Regions from separate parts of the Homo sapiens genome. Here region 2 is linked to region 1. A link is an interaction called in ENCODE POLR2A ChIA-PET data of the cell type or tissue named here. Cell type or tissue: CD4-positive, alpha-beta T cell. All regions are shown on one strand.

Region 1 (8,000 bases):
TTCAACTGGATAGTGTGAGTGTCTTGAAGAAAGGAGCTGATGCTTTCCAACCCTTTGTTTCCCCACAGTGTACTGTTGCCCAGAGCTTGGCACACTGCTCTCTTTACTACTTAAGAAGGGCTCCTCATCCACTTAGTGCTACACGTTCAGTTGACCTATGCTGAGGTCCTTCCCATTCTTACTCATCCCGTTTTTTTTTCTGCTTCAAACATCCTCACCCAGGAAGAAGATAAAACCCAAAGGAGCATATTTTCTTATTGAACCCTCCTTTAGAAGTATAGATACATGGGAAAGTCAGGAGAGGCTTTGTGTAGAAAGCCCAATTTGAAACAGGTTTTAGAGAATGGGTAGGGATTAAATGGCTGAGCAGAAAGCTGGAAGATATTCCAGAGAGTACACCAGCAATTTGAAGCAAAGAGGTAGGACTAAGCATGTCACTTGTTAGGGGACAAAAAAGAATAATCTTGGTGGAGATGGGGGTTCACAGCTCTAAAGGACATCTTCCAAGAACATTGAAGATTAAGGCGTTGAACATTAAGAACACTGAATTAGAGAATATGGGATGGGGAGTGGGGCCGGATTTCAGAGGTACATGAGAAACACACCCTCTGTAGGTACAGAAGTAGGGACTGAAATATATGACAAATATGGGAGTGTTGGAAGATTAAGCTATTGTTCATCTGCTGGGCATAACTATGAAGTTGAAGTTTCAGCATAAACAGGTTAATAATTTCCCCTTGAAGGAAGAGCATGGGATGTGCTTTCTTCCTCCTTTGCATTGAAGTAGATATTAGCTATTTGATATGAAATTCATAATGGAAGAGAACTACGAAGAGACTTGAATGAGCACTGGACTGTCACAGTGCAAGTGCAAAAGCATAAGAACGATCTCCAAAGAACGCATATTGTAAGGTCTCTATGTGTCTGTAAATTCCATTTATAGGGAAATTCATTCTCTTTCTCCATCATGGACACCACACACCCAACAGTGTTAGTGGATATTCATTATTATAACCATGCGGTTTCTTCTGACTCATCAGTGAAAGGCAATTAAGTTCAATGTGGTTTTAATGAGAAATGAATTTTTACATGTCCTAACTAAGGAAACTGGTAATCTATCAGTGATATGTAGAGTTTCTTTTTCATGAAAGTCAATTTTACAGAATAATTCTTTAAATACTGTAAGGAGATGTTGCTATAGTTAGCAGTAGTTGGGAGTGAGAAGATGTAGTTGTAACAGGAACAGAAGACAAAGGGATGAGATGTGTAGACGGAACCCAGCTGAGGGGAGCAGAGAGTAAGAAGGCCAGGGGACACTCACAGGTGCCAGGGAGTCTGTCTGGAAGGTGCTGCAAAAAGGGAGCAGAGCCGATTCAGTGATAGGAACAGTGCCACATTGGTGGATGAACCCTGGACGGAGACTGTATGTAGTCCAAGTCCTGCCATGAGTCCACAGACTGAGTGAACTGGGCCAAGTCATTCCCGTGTTTGGAGATCCCCCTGCTTGGGTGAGAAGGAGGTCTTGATGCTGTTTGAACATGCTGTTTACTTTAGTGATGTAATCTTGCTTCATGGGATAACTTTAAAATCCAATTTCAGATCAGCCCATGGTCACGAATCTTTCCCACTTTCCTTTGACAGAAACCCTGAACATTGTCCTTGTGGGGAGAAGCGGGACTGGGAAGAGTGCGACCGGGAACTCTATCCTGGGGAGCCTCGTCTTCACCTCTCGGCTCCGGGCCCAGCCAGTCACCAAGACCAGCCAGAGTGGCAGGAGGACATGGGACGGACAGGAGGTGGTGGTTGTGGACACTCCTTCCTTCAACCAGATGCTGGATGTCGAAAAGGACCCATCCCGGTTAGAAGAGGAGGTCAAGCGCTGTTTGTCCTGCTGTGAAAAAGGGGACACATTTTTTGTCCTGGTGTTCCAGCTGGGACGATTCACTGAAGAGGACAAAACAGCTGTGGCGAAACTGGAGGCCATCTTTGGAGCAGACTTTACGAAATACGCGATTATGCTGTTCACCCGGAAGGAAGACCTAGGGGCGGGGAATTTGGAAGACTTCATGAAGAACTCAGATAACAAAGCCCTTCGGCGCATTTTTAAAAAGTGTGGGCGGCGAGTTTGTGCTTTTAACAACAAAGAAACAGGCCAGGCCCAGGAAACCCAGGTGAAAGCTCTTTTAACAAAGGTCAATGATCTGAGAAAAGAAAGTGGGTGGTCCGGGTATCCCCATACACAGGAGAACGTCAGCAAACTAATTAAAAATGTCCAGGAAATGTCCCAAGCCGAAAAACTCCTTAAAAATTTAATAGGTATTTTACAATAGGTAGCCGAAGTGCCTGGGGTCTCTTCAATTAGAGACACCCTCAGGTTGGGGGGAGGGGCGGGGCATGGTACAACCTGTGGGAAGGGAAGCGGGTTCATGGCTTTGAGGGCCTGAGAGGCAAATGCATCCCGCCTTGTGATGTATCAGCTATTTGTAGATAAATAAATTGCAGGTGGGGGCGAATAGTAGGGTATTATAAAGGAGAAAGAAGATACAAGGTGGGGAAATCTGGAAAAAGATTTCAGACATTAGGCTGATAATAAGTGGTAGAATCAAGTCACAAGAATCACCTCACTTGTGTAGGTAGGTTGGAATCAGGATAGACACTGTGATCAAGGCTGAGGCCACCTGGGATGAGAATATAGATAGTCGTACAACAACCCAGGGGATCCAGATACATGAGACCAGGGCAGCGTTCAGCACACTCCTGGGCATGGCGGAAGCAGGAAGCAGACTCCAGAGGGCCTCCCTGTTGTCCAGGGCCGTTGGCTCCCTGAGCTCTCCTGTCTCCTTTGGGATGCGACTTAGGGCTAGAGTGTTCTTTTCTTCACACGTTAGCCATTCCTTACGGCTCTTCACGTTCCACGCCTAGATGTGAAGTGGGACATAGTCTTCCATTGCTGGCTGTCCCTGAGGAAACAGACATGAGTCTTGGAGGTTCTGAATGATTTTATTGCTAATTATCACAGTGACATAGACTAGAACAGAAATTAGAAGCATAGTAAGATTGCCAAAATCAGAGAATCTTGCAAAGTTCTGTAATTCTAAGTGTTGTTCTAGATTTCCTCTAGAGAAGGTTATTAGAATCTCCATTGCGTTTCTCTTTCTCCTTCTCTTTCCCTTGAGGTTAGGAAACAGGTTAAAACTCAGAGAACTCCAATAATAATGGTTTAAAAACATCAGGGGCTTCCTGTATCTCCTGTCAGGAAGCCGAGGAATAAGCAGGCTGGGGCTGGTGGGCGTCAACATCCCAGTTTTGTTCTATCTTTCTGTCCCACCTGCACTGGGATGTGGCTTCTACACTCGAATTTGCTTCTTGGTTTCAAGACAGTGGTGTTCTTTCCATAGCTGAGCAGATTATTTTGAGAGGTGGGTGATATGTGAGAGAGAAATCTGGAACCTTCTTCTGGGTAGATACAGGATAAGATAGATACAGGGTAAAATGTTGAGCACTTTGTACATGCTTTGAGAGCATAATCTTTGTCATCTGTTTTTTTCCCCTAGACAATATCAGGTTACCGTCAACATTAATCCATTTAAAAGGACATGGACTGTTGCCATTAATACTTTTGGATTCCATATAACCCTTAACACAATAACTTCTAGAAAATGTGTGTGCCGTAGACACAAAGAAGGGAACAATAGACACCAGGGTATACTTGAGGGTGGAGGGTGGCAGGAGGGTGAAGATTGAAAAGCTGCCTATTGCGTGTTATGCTGGTTTCCTGGGTGACAAAATTACCTGTACACCACACCCCTGTGACACACAACTTACTCATGTAACAAACCTGTGCATGTACCCCTTGAACCTGAAATAAAAATTGGAAAGTAAAAAAAAGTGTGTAAATATATTTAGTTGAATCAAATAATAAAGATGAATCATTATGAATTCACATTCTCTTTCTGATTTCTATTTTTGTGATTTAGGGAAGCAGCATACCTTCATGAAGAGACAATTGAGATGTTTAGATACCTTGACTCAGGCGAGGTTTTTGTATCTTTGGTGCCTGAGGACCTTCATTTAGACTGGGTGACAGCCATTTGTGTGGCAGGTCCCTGACAGCTCAGTTATCTTTCACTCTGGACATCTAAGTATAGCAAGGACAAATAAATGTAACCAGTATTAGAACCAGAAACATGGGAGGAATAAGGTCTGAAAGGCATTTTGTGCTTCTTCCCTGAGCTTCCCTTCTGCCTGAAGGCAGAAACAAATCCCAGTGTGCTACCTATGGCTGAGCAGGTGACACTGGGAGCTGCACAAGGTGGGTGATGTGTGGGCTAAGCAATGTGGCATCCTCTCACAGGTTGGCTCTAACATACCTTGCTGTTTTCCTTCAGGTCCAAGTCTGAACGGGGCAACAATACTGCTGTGTCAGTTTCTCTGAGAAATACATGCCGAGAAAGAGTTAGGAGCACAAGAGGTTTATGGGGAAAGCTCATGAAAGACAAAAGAGGGAAGAAGCCAAATTGGGCAGGGAAAGCCTTCAGACTGTCATTTAGACTGGACACTTGCAAGAGAAAAGTGGGGAGGAGCTGAGTTGGGCAGGAAGAGCCTGGCAAAGCCCAGGCCAACTCAATAGGGAATTCTGGGGCAAAGACAGATTAATAGCCAAGTCCTGCATTGGACAGACACTAGGAGCTCTGCTGTGCTCCGCTTTAGGCTGGGGACTGGCTGGAGAAAGCATGGCTTCAGCTCAGAAGCTCAGATGGGACCTGACAGTGTTGCAGCTGGAGCTGAATGGCAAGTTTCTTCTTGAAGTGAAAGCCTTCAAGAGTGGCATCCCTTCCTCACTGCCATAATTGGCGGACATCCTCCATGTCTCACTGAAGACCCTCCTTGAGCTGGAAGTCCAGAACTGATATTCTACTCTCTCAAACATATGTGTCTTACCAAGGCCACTATCATGCTGGCCACCTATTGCTTGTCCTGCCTCTCCAATGTGACATCATTGAGGTAATGTGCTAGTTCTCAACTGGAAACAATTTTGCCCTGTAGAAGACATTTGGCAATTCCTGGAGAAATTTTCTTTTTCTTTTTTTGGAGACGGAGTCTTCCTCAGTCACCCAGGCTGGAGCGCAGTGGTGTGATCTGGGGTCACAGCAAGCTCCGCCTCCCAGGTTCATGCTATTCTCCTGCCTCGGGCTGCCGAGTAGCTGGGACAACAGGCGCCCACCACCACGCCCGGCTAATTTTTTTTAAAAATTACTTTTAGTAGAGATGGGGTTTCACTGTGTTAGCCAGGATGGTCTTGATCTCCTGACCTCGTGATCTGCCCGCCTTGGCCCCTCAAAGTGCTGGGATTACAGGCGTGAGCCACCACACCCAGCCTCCTGGAGAATTTTTTAGTTGCCACAACAGGGAGTGGGTGCTACTGGTATGTGGTAAATAGAATCCAGGGATGCTACTGAACATCCTAAGATGCACACGACAGTCCCCCACAACAGAGTTATCTGGACCAAAATGTCAATAGTCCCAAGGCTGAGAGACCCTGATACAGTGGACCAATGTGATAGACTGCAGGATGTACAGATGATCCAGACCTCTTTTGGTTAGAGAGTGGGAGAGGTAACTTCTAAGGAAATGTTTTTTGCCTATTTACAGTGCCTCTGTTTTGCTGATGCACTAAGAACATGCTTATTTTTCACAAAGGGTCATCCAGCACCCCCAGCCTCCTCTCCTTCCTCAGAGCAATCCTTTTCACTTCATTTCTCTCTTTTCCTGCACTGAGCAAGATTTACTGAAGAACAAGGCTTTTGTGATGAACTTAGCATAAAGAGTAAAAAAAAAAAAAATAGTTTCGTGATTCCATGACGACAGAAAGTCCCATAAAATTTGGCTAAATTTCTGCAAGGGAGTCAGCTAAGTTGCTGACATGATCTGTGAAGCCTGCCAGCAAGCTCACTTCCCTAGAAGAATCCCCAGGCCACTTGGCTATGAGCCTCTTCTCCTCCTCCCTCAAATGAAGCATCCACCTTTTCAGTAAAAACCCTCTCCTTCCTAGCTCATCCTTACATTAGCTTGTTCCATGGGCCCACTGGTCCAGCCTCTACCACTAGCACACTATCATCCTCCCTAGCAGATGAAGGCATCGGCAGGCCCACCTCCCGTTCTCCCATGAGAGGCAGCTTGATGTTCATGAGAAACCTCCGTGGCCTTCACTCTTGCACCTCTGTATTTCTGTGAATACACACAGGATGTGCTCAACAGACTGGTGTAAAATCTAGTTGTGAACAGCATGATCAGCATGATACATTTTCCTCTTCAGCTACAAACTTCCTGTTTATTGCTCTTCACTTCACATCGTCCTCATGTATGTTGGTGGGTGGTAGTGTGGCGGGCTTGCGTTTCCTGACCCACAGATTATAGGGCAGCGTGTAGGCTAGACTAAAAGGGGTCAAGCCAGGGCCAAGGTGTCATGCCTAAAAGACCCTCTGGGAATATACTTGTAATTTGTCCTTCAAAAATCATCAGTAACCTGAAGTTTAAAATGACATCATGTCGACAATAATTATGAATGTTTTCCTAGCTTGCAACCCACCTGCTCTTGCAGCACTATGGGCTGCCAGCAAGTTCCTGTTTCCCTCAATTTATTTCTGAGGTTTCCCAATGGATGAGTTACATTAGCTACCGAAAATTTCTGTCACTTGTCACGTGGTGTTTATCTTGGTTTTACTTTTGTCCTGATCCAAATCCTTCTCCACTGGGTGCTGCTTACTAGGCACTGTTAACTACAAAGCATGCCTTTCAATCCTGTTGGCCACCACAGCTTCAAGTCAACACTGCAAGGCCTACTGGGTATTGGAGCATGCGCTAAACACCTTTGGTCTTTCTTCTATTTGTGTTTTCACTGGGTAATGAGGTTCTCACGGGCACCACTTTTGGCTCCACTGGCTGTTCATCCCTTCCTTCCTGGGTTTCCTATTTTGCAAATGGTGCCATAATCTGTCTAGTTGTCCATGACAGAAGCCTTGACTCTTTCTTCCAACAAATAACAAAAGAGTTGTGTATTATAAAGGCTTCATGTCTCTCTGGAGCATCCACTTTTTTTTTTCCTTATCTCTACTCGAGTTATGGTCACCATCGTTTCTGGACTGGATTGTTGCAACTGTTTCTTTGGATTGAACCTGTTTCGAGGCTTGCTTCTCTCAAATTACCTTTCACACTGCAACCATAATGCTATATATTTATAAGACAAATATAATTGTGAGATGATGTCAGTGGGAATAGCAGAATAATGTCCTCCAAAAATCTCCACAAAGATAGAGAACACTGTCAAAAAATAGTCAGAATCAACTCTTTTTTTTTTTTTTTTTTTCAGAACTCTGGGTATCAACCCAACGCTTGAAGCAATATTGAGAGTGTTCATTCAAGAAAAATAGTAAGAATAGTGAGTTCTGTCATGTTTCAACTTGCCCCTTTCTCATTACCCCCAACTCTGTGGTAACCTTGAAAACCAAAAAACTAAAATCACTATGAAAACTAGCAGCCTGGAAGCCACTGAAGGGAGCTGAATGGAGTTAGAGCCCCTTAAAAGTCCCATTTCTAGAAAAATGTCATTATTTGACCTGTCCAGTGGTGCCCTGGGAGATCCCACTTGCAATTCAGGAATGGAAAACCAAATAGTGTATTTTCTCATTTCTTAGTGGGAGCTAAGCTATGAGGACGCAAAGGCACGAGAATGATATAATGGACTGAGGAACTGGGAGGGGGGCAGATTGGGAGGGGGATGAGGGATAAAAGACGACACTGGGTCCAGTGTACTCTGCTTGGGTGACGGGTGCACTAAAATCTCAGAGATCACCACTAGATAACTTATCCATGTAACCAAAAACCACCTGTACCCCAAAAACCATTGAAATAAAAATTAAAAAAGGAACAAGGTAATGAAAAAGAATAAATATAGTACTAATTTAAAAGAAAGAAAAATCCTGAGATCCTCCCCACTGTTT
Region 2 (8,000 bases), 240 kb after region 1:
ACCAACCCAAATGTCCAACAACAATAGACTGGATTAAGAAAATGTGGCACATATACACCATGGAATACTATGCAGCCATAAAAAATGATGAGTTCATGTCCTTTGTAGGGACATGGATGAAATTGGAAATCATCATTCTCAGTAAACTATCGCAAGAACAAAAAACCAAACACCGCATATTCTCACTCATAGGTGGGAATTGAACAATGAGAACACATGGACACAGTAAGGGGAACATCACACTCTGGGGACTGTTGTGGGGTGGGGGGAGTGGGGAGAGATAGCGTTGGGAGATATACCTAATGCTAGATGACGAGTTAGTGGGTGCAGCGCACCAGCATGGCACATGTATACATATGTAACTAACCTGCACATTGTGCACATGTACCCTAAAACTTAAAGTATAATAACAATAAACAAAATAATAATAATAATGAGCTATTTATGACAAACCTATAGCCAATATCATACTGACTGTGCAAAAGCTGGAAGCACTCCCTTTGAAAACTGGCACAAGACAAAGATGCCCTCTCTCACCACTCCTATTCAACATAGTATTGGAAGTTCTGGCCAAGGCAATCAGGCAAGAGAAAGAAACAAAGGATATACAAATAGGAAGTGAGGAAGTCAAATTGTCTCTGTTTGCAGGTGACATGATTGTATATTTAGAAAACCCCATTGTCTCAGCCCTAAAACTCCTTAAGCTCATGAGTAACTTCAGCAAAGTCTCAGGATACAAAATCAATGTGCAAAAATCACAAGCATTCCTATACACCAATAACAGACAAACAGAGAGCCAAATCATGAGTGAATTCCCATTCACAATTGCTACAAAGTATATTAAATACCTAGGAATACAGCTTACAAGGGATGTGAACAACCTCTTCAAGGAGAACTATAAACCACTGCTCAAGGAAATAAGAGAGGACATAAACAAATGGAAAAACATTCCATGCTCATGGATAGGAAGAATCAACATTGTGAAAATGGCCATACTGCCCAAAGTAATTCATAGATTCAATGCTATTCCCATCAAGCTACCATTGACTTTCTTCACAGAACAAGAAAAAACTACTTTAAATTTCATATAGAACCAAAGAAGAGACTGTATAGCCAAGACAATCCTAAGCAAAAAGATCAAGATCAAAGCTGGTGGCATCACACTACCTGACTTCAAACTATACTACAAGGCTACAGTAACCAAAACAGCATGGTACTGGTACCAAAACAGATATATAGACCAATGGAACAAAACAGAGGCCTCAGAAATAACACTACACATATACAACCATCTGATCTCCAACAAATCTGACCAAAACAAGCAATGGGGAAAGGATTCCCTATTTAACAAGTGGCGCTGGGAAAACTGGCTAGCCATATGCAGAAAACTGAAACTGGACCCCTTCCTCACACCTTACGCCTTATACAAAAAATAACTCAAGATGTATTAAAGACTTAAATGTCAAACCTAAAGCCATAAAAACCGTAGAAGAAAACCTAGGCAATACCCTTCAAGACATAGGCATGGTAAAGACTTCATGACTAAAACACCAAAAGCAATTGCAAGAAAAGCCAAAACTGACAAATGGGATCTAATTAAACTAAAGAGCTTCTGCACAGCAAAAGAAACTATTATCAGAGTGAACAGACAACCTACAGAATGGGAGAAAATTTTTGCAATCTATCCATGTGACAAAGTCTAATATCCAGAATCTACAAAGAACTTAAACAAATTTACAAGAAAAAAAACAAACAACCCTATCAAAAATTGGGTGAAGGATATGAACAGACACTTCTCAAAAGAAGACATTTATGTGACAAACATATAAAAAAAACCTCATCATCACTGGTCATTAGAGAAATGCAAATCAAAACCACAATGAGATACCGTCTCACACCAGTTAGAGTGGCGATCATTAAAAAGTCAGGAAACAGATGCTGGAGAGGATGTGGAGAAATAGGAATGCTTTTACACTGTTGGTGGGAGTGTAAAGTAGTTCAACCATTGTGGAAAACAGTGTGGCAATTCCTCAAGGATCTAAAACCAGAAATACCATTTGACCCAGCAATCCCATTACTGGGTATATACCCAAAGGATTATAAATTATTCTGCTATAAAGACACATGCATATATATGTTTATTACAGCACTGTTCACAATAGCAAAGACTTGGAACCAACCCAAATGCCCATCAGTGATAGACTGGATAAAGAAAGTGTGGCCCATATATACCATGGAATACTATGCAGCCATAAAAAGTATGAGTTCATGTCCTTTGTAGGGACATGGATGAAGCTGGAAACCATCATTCTCAGGAAACTAACACAGGAACAGAAAACCGAACACTGCATGTTCTCACTCATAAGTGGGAGTTGAACAATGAGAACACATGGACACAGGGAGGGGAACATCACACATGGGGGCCTGTCGGGGGTTGGGGAGGCAAGTGGAGGGAGAGCATTGGGACAAATACCTTAAAACCTAGATGACAGGTTGATGGGTGCAGCAGACCACCATGGCAAATGTATACCTATGTAACAAACCTGCATGTTCTGCACATGTATCCCAGAATGTAAAGTACATTAAATAAAAATTTTTAAGTATGCAGCTCCTTCCCATTCTCTCTTGCTCCTACTCCAGCCATGAGATGTGTGTGCTTCCCCTCTGGCTTCTGCCATGATTGTAAGTTTCCTGAGGCCTCCCCAGAAGCCAAGGAGATGCCAGCATCATGCTCCCTGTACAGGCTGTGGAACCGTGAGCCAATTAAATCTCTTTTCTTTATAAATTACCCAATCTCGGGTATTTCTTTAAAGCAGCGTGAGGACGGACTAATACATTTTCTTCACTGCATTTATAAGGATACGGAAGAAAACAATGAACATGCAAAGACTGGAAAGAGAGGAAGGAAGCATTAATACAGGGTACAAAAGGAAGCCGGAGTTCTAGATATAATTCTGAGACTCAAGTGTAGTCAGGGTCTGAGCTTCACCTGGGTTTCCACAACTGATAGTAAGTATCAATGAATAATAATAGGCAACAAAGCCCAGAGACAGTGAGACATAATCAAGAGCTAATAGAAATGTAGAGGAAAATAAAGACAGAAACGGTTACTTTTCAATAGGAAGAAGATCCCAGAAAGCACCAGTAGGAAAGTGGAAATGTGGGACGGGAAGGGATAGTAGCCAATGCAAGTTGCATTAATGAGCACATTACCACTGTATACGGTGATGAGGATGTTCCCACTGCAGACAACTGGGTCTCAGTCCTGCTGGGGACTCAGCAATTTGTATGCAGTACATCACAGAGTTGTCTCACGTGGTGGACAACTTGATAAGTTGTGGTGTTTATCCATAAGTCCTAACTGACATTGATTGAAATCTGCTCCTAGGATATCAGCTCTGACAACTTCAGGCTGCTGCATGCATTACCTACATATACTTTTGTAGTCAGATAAACCCTCTGACAGAGAGTTATGAGTGGCTGAAGTAAGACATCATACACATGCATGGAAACAATAAATGGCCCGGAGCTGTTGAAGAGGCTCTGAAAGCGTCTTTATGAAAGGTACACGTCAAGTATCAAAGACTTATTCAAAGCTGATCTATGTGGCTTGGGCTAGGATGAGGCTAGTGAGAAGCCCTAGGCACCTCACTCTTAAGAAAACACTCACTCCCAGGGTCACCCACCTACAAGATCTGCACTTGGGTGACCTGAGAGTGAGTGCCTCCTTAAGCTGTGTGCTCTAGATGCCCCACCTGCCTCACAATAGCCCCAGCCCTGCCGGTCTACTGGGAGAATGACAGGCTCCCTGTTTCAGCAATGATGAATGGAAACAGTGGACATGTCAGATATCCAGGAGACTCTGTGCCCCCAAAAAGATGGGAAACAGTAAAAGCTGGGTCTCTTCCCTACCAGAAAAAAAGTGGTCTGGCATGAAAGAGGTTAAAAAGCAGATCCTATCCAGTAGGGTAAGACTCGGGTTATTGTCTTCCCCATATACTCCAGAAAGCCAACTCCAGAAAGTTTAAATGAGTTAGGTGAGGTCCTATAGCTGGTTAATGACCTAACCAGATATGCAGCCTGCTCCTCTGTAGCCTTCTTACCACCCAGTGATTCGCTTTTTTGCTGACCTCATGATGCTCTTGAGAGAAGATAGAATAACTAGAACTGGTGATACCAACATAGACGACTAGACTAAAGCCTCCTAATAAGGCTAAATTGAAGATAGTGCGAAGGTGTTCATCCTCAACATACCAGTTCACCCTCAAGTCCTTCAATAGCTGGGAAAGCCCTCCTCTCTCAGAGAATGATAAGACTTTGCCTTCAGGTTTTTCTGGCAGACTGGATCTGGGGCTGGCACTGGCCACATGAATGTCTAATTAATGGACAGATGATGAGAACAGCTATTACGTTATTTGTTCCGGGGCAGGAGACTCTCTGGGCCTATTTTATATGGGGAAATGTCCCTATAGGGCAAAGGCAACTGAAGATTAGCTCAGTAATCAATTTTAGAAGTACAGTCAGGCCTCAGAGACTACAACATCCCTCCCTTCTTAGAGCATGGCAAGATATTTGACATCATGAGGCCCTGCTGGAGACACATAACCTCAGTCACAGCAGAAAGTAGAGTCGGTAGGAGAAGTATTGCCAACCCACAGCTCAATGGGAAATGTTTCTGTCTCTTTAAACCATAACCATGGGGCCCACCCTGAGCTTCCTGATTTCTGAAGTCTGAGTGATTTCCTCCGTGTGCCGAGAGGAAACAGCCTTCTGCACTCACAGCCGAAGGGAAAGCAGCAGGTTGGGGCTTCTTGTGGCCAACTTCAGAGCCTGTCACCAGGAAAGGTGAGCCTGAGCCTGGGAGTGGCGGGGGCTGGGGGTGCTCTGAGAACCAGAAAGAACATGATTCCTAGAGTGTTTACTGCCTGAACACTTGCATTCTACAAGGCATCATGCAGGCGAGCAAGATCTGGAACAATCAAGGACATACTTCCAGGTTTTTAAGTAGGCAAAGTTCAGAGGAAATTTTAGGATCATCTTCTCCAGCTCTGGAGCACACACGTTCTTGGTGGGGAGTGAAATCTGTCTCCTCCCACATTCCCTTAACAAAGTAAGAAAAGAGTGTGCTGGAACCACCTCCAGGAATAAAATACAGTTTGAAAGGCATTAAACATTCCTCAAGCTCCCTATTGAGCAAAGGCAAAAGATATTTCTATGGCCCCATAAGCCATCTAACCTCGGAGTGAGTTACGACGTGACAAGACTGGGTACATTTGAACTCTCCTCCTCACTGTCCACAGAAGGGGCCCCTGAGGAGACATCTGAGATTAATATCTTGGTCTTCAACCCCTTTCCCTGCATGGCCCCTTAAACATCTGCTCCCTTAATTCAAGCTTCTCCTGCTCCAGCCACGGGGACACCTCAAATTCCCATCTGTACAATAAAGGGGGTTGCAAAAATGACTGATGTCCAAGTTCTGAGCTGTGGACATCAGAAACATTTAATTCATGAATCAGAATCTCAGGATGGATCCAAGAGATGTACATTTTTAAAGAACATTCAAGTAATTCTGAGAAGCAGCACATTTGAGCGGTGAAGAACTCAATAAACTTTGCGGTCTCTTAAAGTGTTAGGAATACAGGATTCTATAAGTGTACATTCCTCAATGATTAAGGGCCATTTGTCACCTCAGAGTTCAGCTGGGTCTTACTTTCCTTTAAAAAAAAAAACTATTTAAAATCATTTCAACCCCTCTTCTAAACTATGGAAAATTCCAAAGGCCTATCCAGAATTCTGCAGCACTGGAAAAAGAAATTCTCATTTTCTTGGTTGACAAGGACATTTTGCTTCATCTAAATTCTTTTCTCTGAATCTTGCAACTGTTTCTTCATTTCTGCTTTGATGTCATTTATGATCATCTGTTCATTCCTACATGCAAAATAATTAATCACATAAGGCCCATGGAGTGAATTTTATTGAAGGCTTTGGGGAGGGCCAGTAGAGTTCCTGCAGAAACAGAAACAGCTCTAGATTTAATATGAGGCAAATCTGTTCTCCAAGTCCTTCAATCAAAGACAAGTTACTCAGCCAGCCTCTCTCTCTGCCCCTCCTTCATGTGTGGTGCCAATGGGAGAGAACACAGGTATCCAAGTGACCAGGGTGCAAGACACAACAAGTTTGACATGGATGGTGAGGCACAGACAGATGGTCGGGGAGGATCAATAGTCCTAGGAGGGGAAGCCGAGTGGGTTGGAAAGGCCCTGAAATCTGCTGATTGTGAAGTAGCTGACCGAGTGGGGTATTGTCTGGGAATGAGGCTGGAGACATAGATGCAGGGAGAAGTGAATTTGTGTTCAGGAGCTTGTGTGATTAGGCAAACTGGATCACAGAGGGTTTAGCTGTATTACACAATGTTAGATTTCAGCATAATCACATTTGGAGGGGAAGCAACTTCAGGAGTTGAAGGGAAGTGTTCAAGTCTCTCCAGCACAGATATCGTATTTAGACATCTCTAAACAAACCAAATTATTTGATTTTAAGAAAACAGAGTTAGGGGCCCTCCAGATCTACTTGGGAGATCTGTTCAATTTCCAAAAGAAAAATCCCAATTTTCTTCTTTCTTCCCAGGTCAGCCACTTGAAGGTGGGTGCCTAAGTCACTGGGCACATTTTCTGGTTCTGAGGGTTTACCTAATCTTCCCCCAGCTGCTGAATCCCCTGATATCTCTAGCTTATGTCAGTGATATAGAATCACCCAGGGAAAAGTAATACCTAAAGCCCATTGGCATTGAGTAAATGTTATAACCGACCCTCTGCTTTTTGCTTTTGGAGTTCCTGAAAAGACAAATCTAGCCTCACCCAATGTTCTCACAGCATCCTACCAACTCAAGGGCAGGGTGTTGGCCCTTCCAAGGCCATTCTCTCAAGTTCCGATATAATCCTTACTTAAAGAAGGATTAGCACAATGTATTATATTTGACGAAATTTACCTGTCTTCTCTCTAGCCACGTGCCCTTCTGCCAAGACATACACCTAGATTTTTAGATCCTTGCAAGCAAAAACCATGTCTTTTCACTGTGCTGTCACCAGCTCTTTGGACTTTGCCTGACACCCTGTAGGTGGTTATGCCTATTTGTGGTTATGCCTATTTGAGGAATAAATAAATGAATTAACAAATTGTGTTTGGGACTCTTCCAGGTAAGCATGGGAGGAAGGAAGATGGCGACAGATGAAGAAAATGTCTATGGTAAGACCATATCTCTACACCTCATACTTGCCCCCCTAGGCTTGAACTTAGGGTAATAAGGAGAATGGGGCTTCCTCAAGACTGAACAGAGATAAGTTCCAGAGGTGTCTCAACTCTGGGATGAAACAGCACCAGCCCTGAGATCTGCATTTTAGCTGGATCTCTGCTGTGAGAAGTTAAGTTCTGTGACTAGCCTGCTCCCTTGGTTCCACAGTATAAAATAAGGATAATAAACCTACTCCGATCACCGCAGAAGAAGTGCAGAGGGGATTAAATCATGCACTACAGTGAACATGATTTGTGAGGTAGAATGTTTAGAGAACAAGGATAGAGGGTTAAAACATATATTCTTTTTAGGCAGCCAGTTTAAGAGAGAGATAAGAGAGGAAGGAGAGAAAGAGGGAGAGAAAGAGAGAAGAAGGAAAGAGGGCTTATTTCACCCCCTCAACAGGCCTCTGAGAAACAGGCCCCTATTATCGCTCCCACTTTTGCCGAAGAGGCTTAATACTTAGATTATGCAGCTTCCCCAAGGTTACACAACCAGCACGTGGTGGGGCTGTGATTCAAACCAGGGTATCTGGGACTCCACACAGCTCTTCACTACCAGGCAGTATTGCCCCCACTGCCTGTCTCTGGGGATGGTCTCTGGGAGAATATTTCAGAGTCCATCGAAATTTTCAAATATGAAATAAATATGTCTGCATGTGTGTGGATGACCAGAAATGTCAGATGAACTATTGGGCTGGACTGATAAA

Evidence for each region. Peaks named below come from ENCODE experiments on the same cell type or tissue, not always from the same donor. Only the 100,000 strongest peaks of a DNase experiment are listed, where the experiment ranks them.
Region 2: POLR2A ChIA-PET joins it to region 1 with 20 read pairs; 6 of 35 experiments call an interaction of 5 or more read pairs at or near these places.

The regions. Positions count from the first base shown.
Region 1 is chr7:150,475,451-150,483,450 of GRCh38, forward strand. GIMAP8 (GTPase, IMAP family member 8) reads left to right here. Exons shown (of 5, transcript NM_175571.4): 5 at 1,642-3,943. The coding sequence ends at 2,330. Among named protein-coding and RNA genes, the nearest start is that of GIMAP8, 29 kb to the left of the region's middle. RefSeq lists an enhancer at 1,445-2,644 and a silencer at 4,095-4,329. In CD4-positive, alpha-beta T cell, no CTCF peak of the experiment used is centred here; DNase peaks (open chromatin) are centred at 1,465, 2,051, 3,771 and 6,321; H3K4me3 peaks cover 1,625 bases; H3K27ac peaks cover 7,608 bases.
Region 2 is chr7:150,711,846-150,719,845 of GRCh38, forward strand. It overlaps GIMAP1-GIMAP5 (GIMAP1-GIMAP5 readthrough), which reads left to right and starts at 4,768. Exons shown (of 5, transcript NM_001303630.2): 1 at 4,768-4,845; 2 at 7,197-7,245. The coding sequence starts at 7,228. It overlaps GIMAP1 (GTPase, IMAP family member 1), which reads left to right and starts at 4,768. Exons shown (of 3, transcript NM_130759.4): 1 at 4,768-4,845; 2 at 7,197-7,245. The coding sequence starts at 7,203. In CD4-positive, alpha-beta T cell, no CTCF peak of the experiment used is centred here; DNase peaks (open chromatin) are centred at 3,756, 4,170 and 4,706; H3K4me3 peaks cover 4,941 bases; H3K27ac peaks cover 4,013 bases.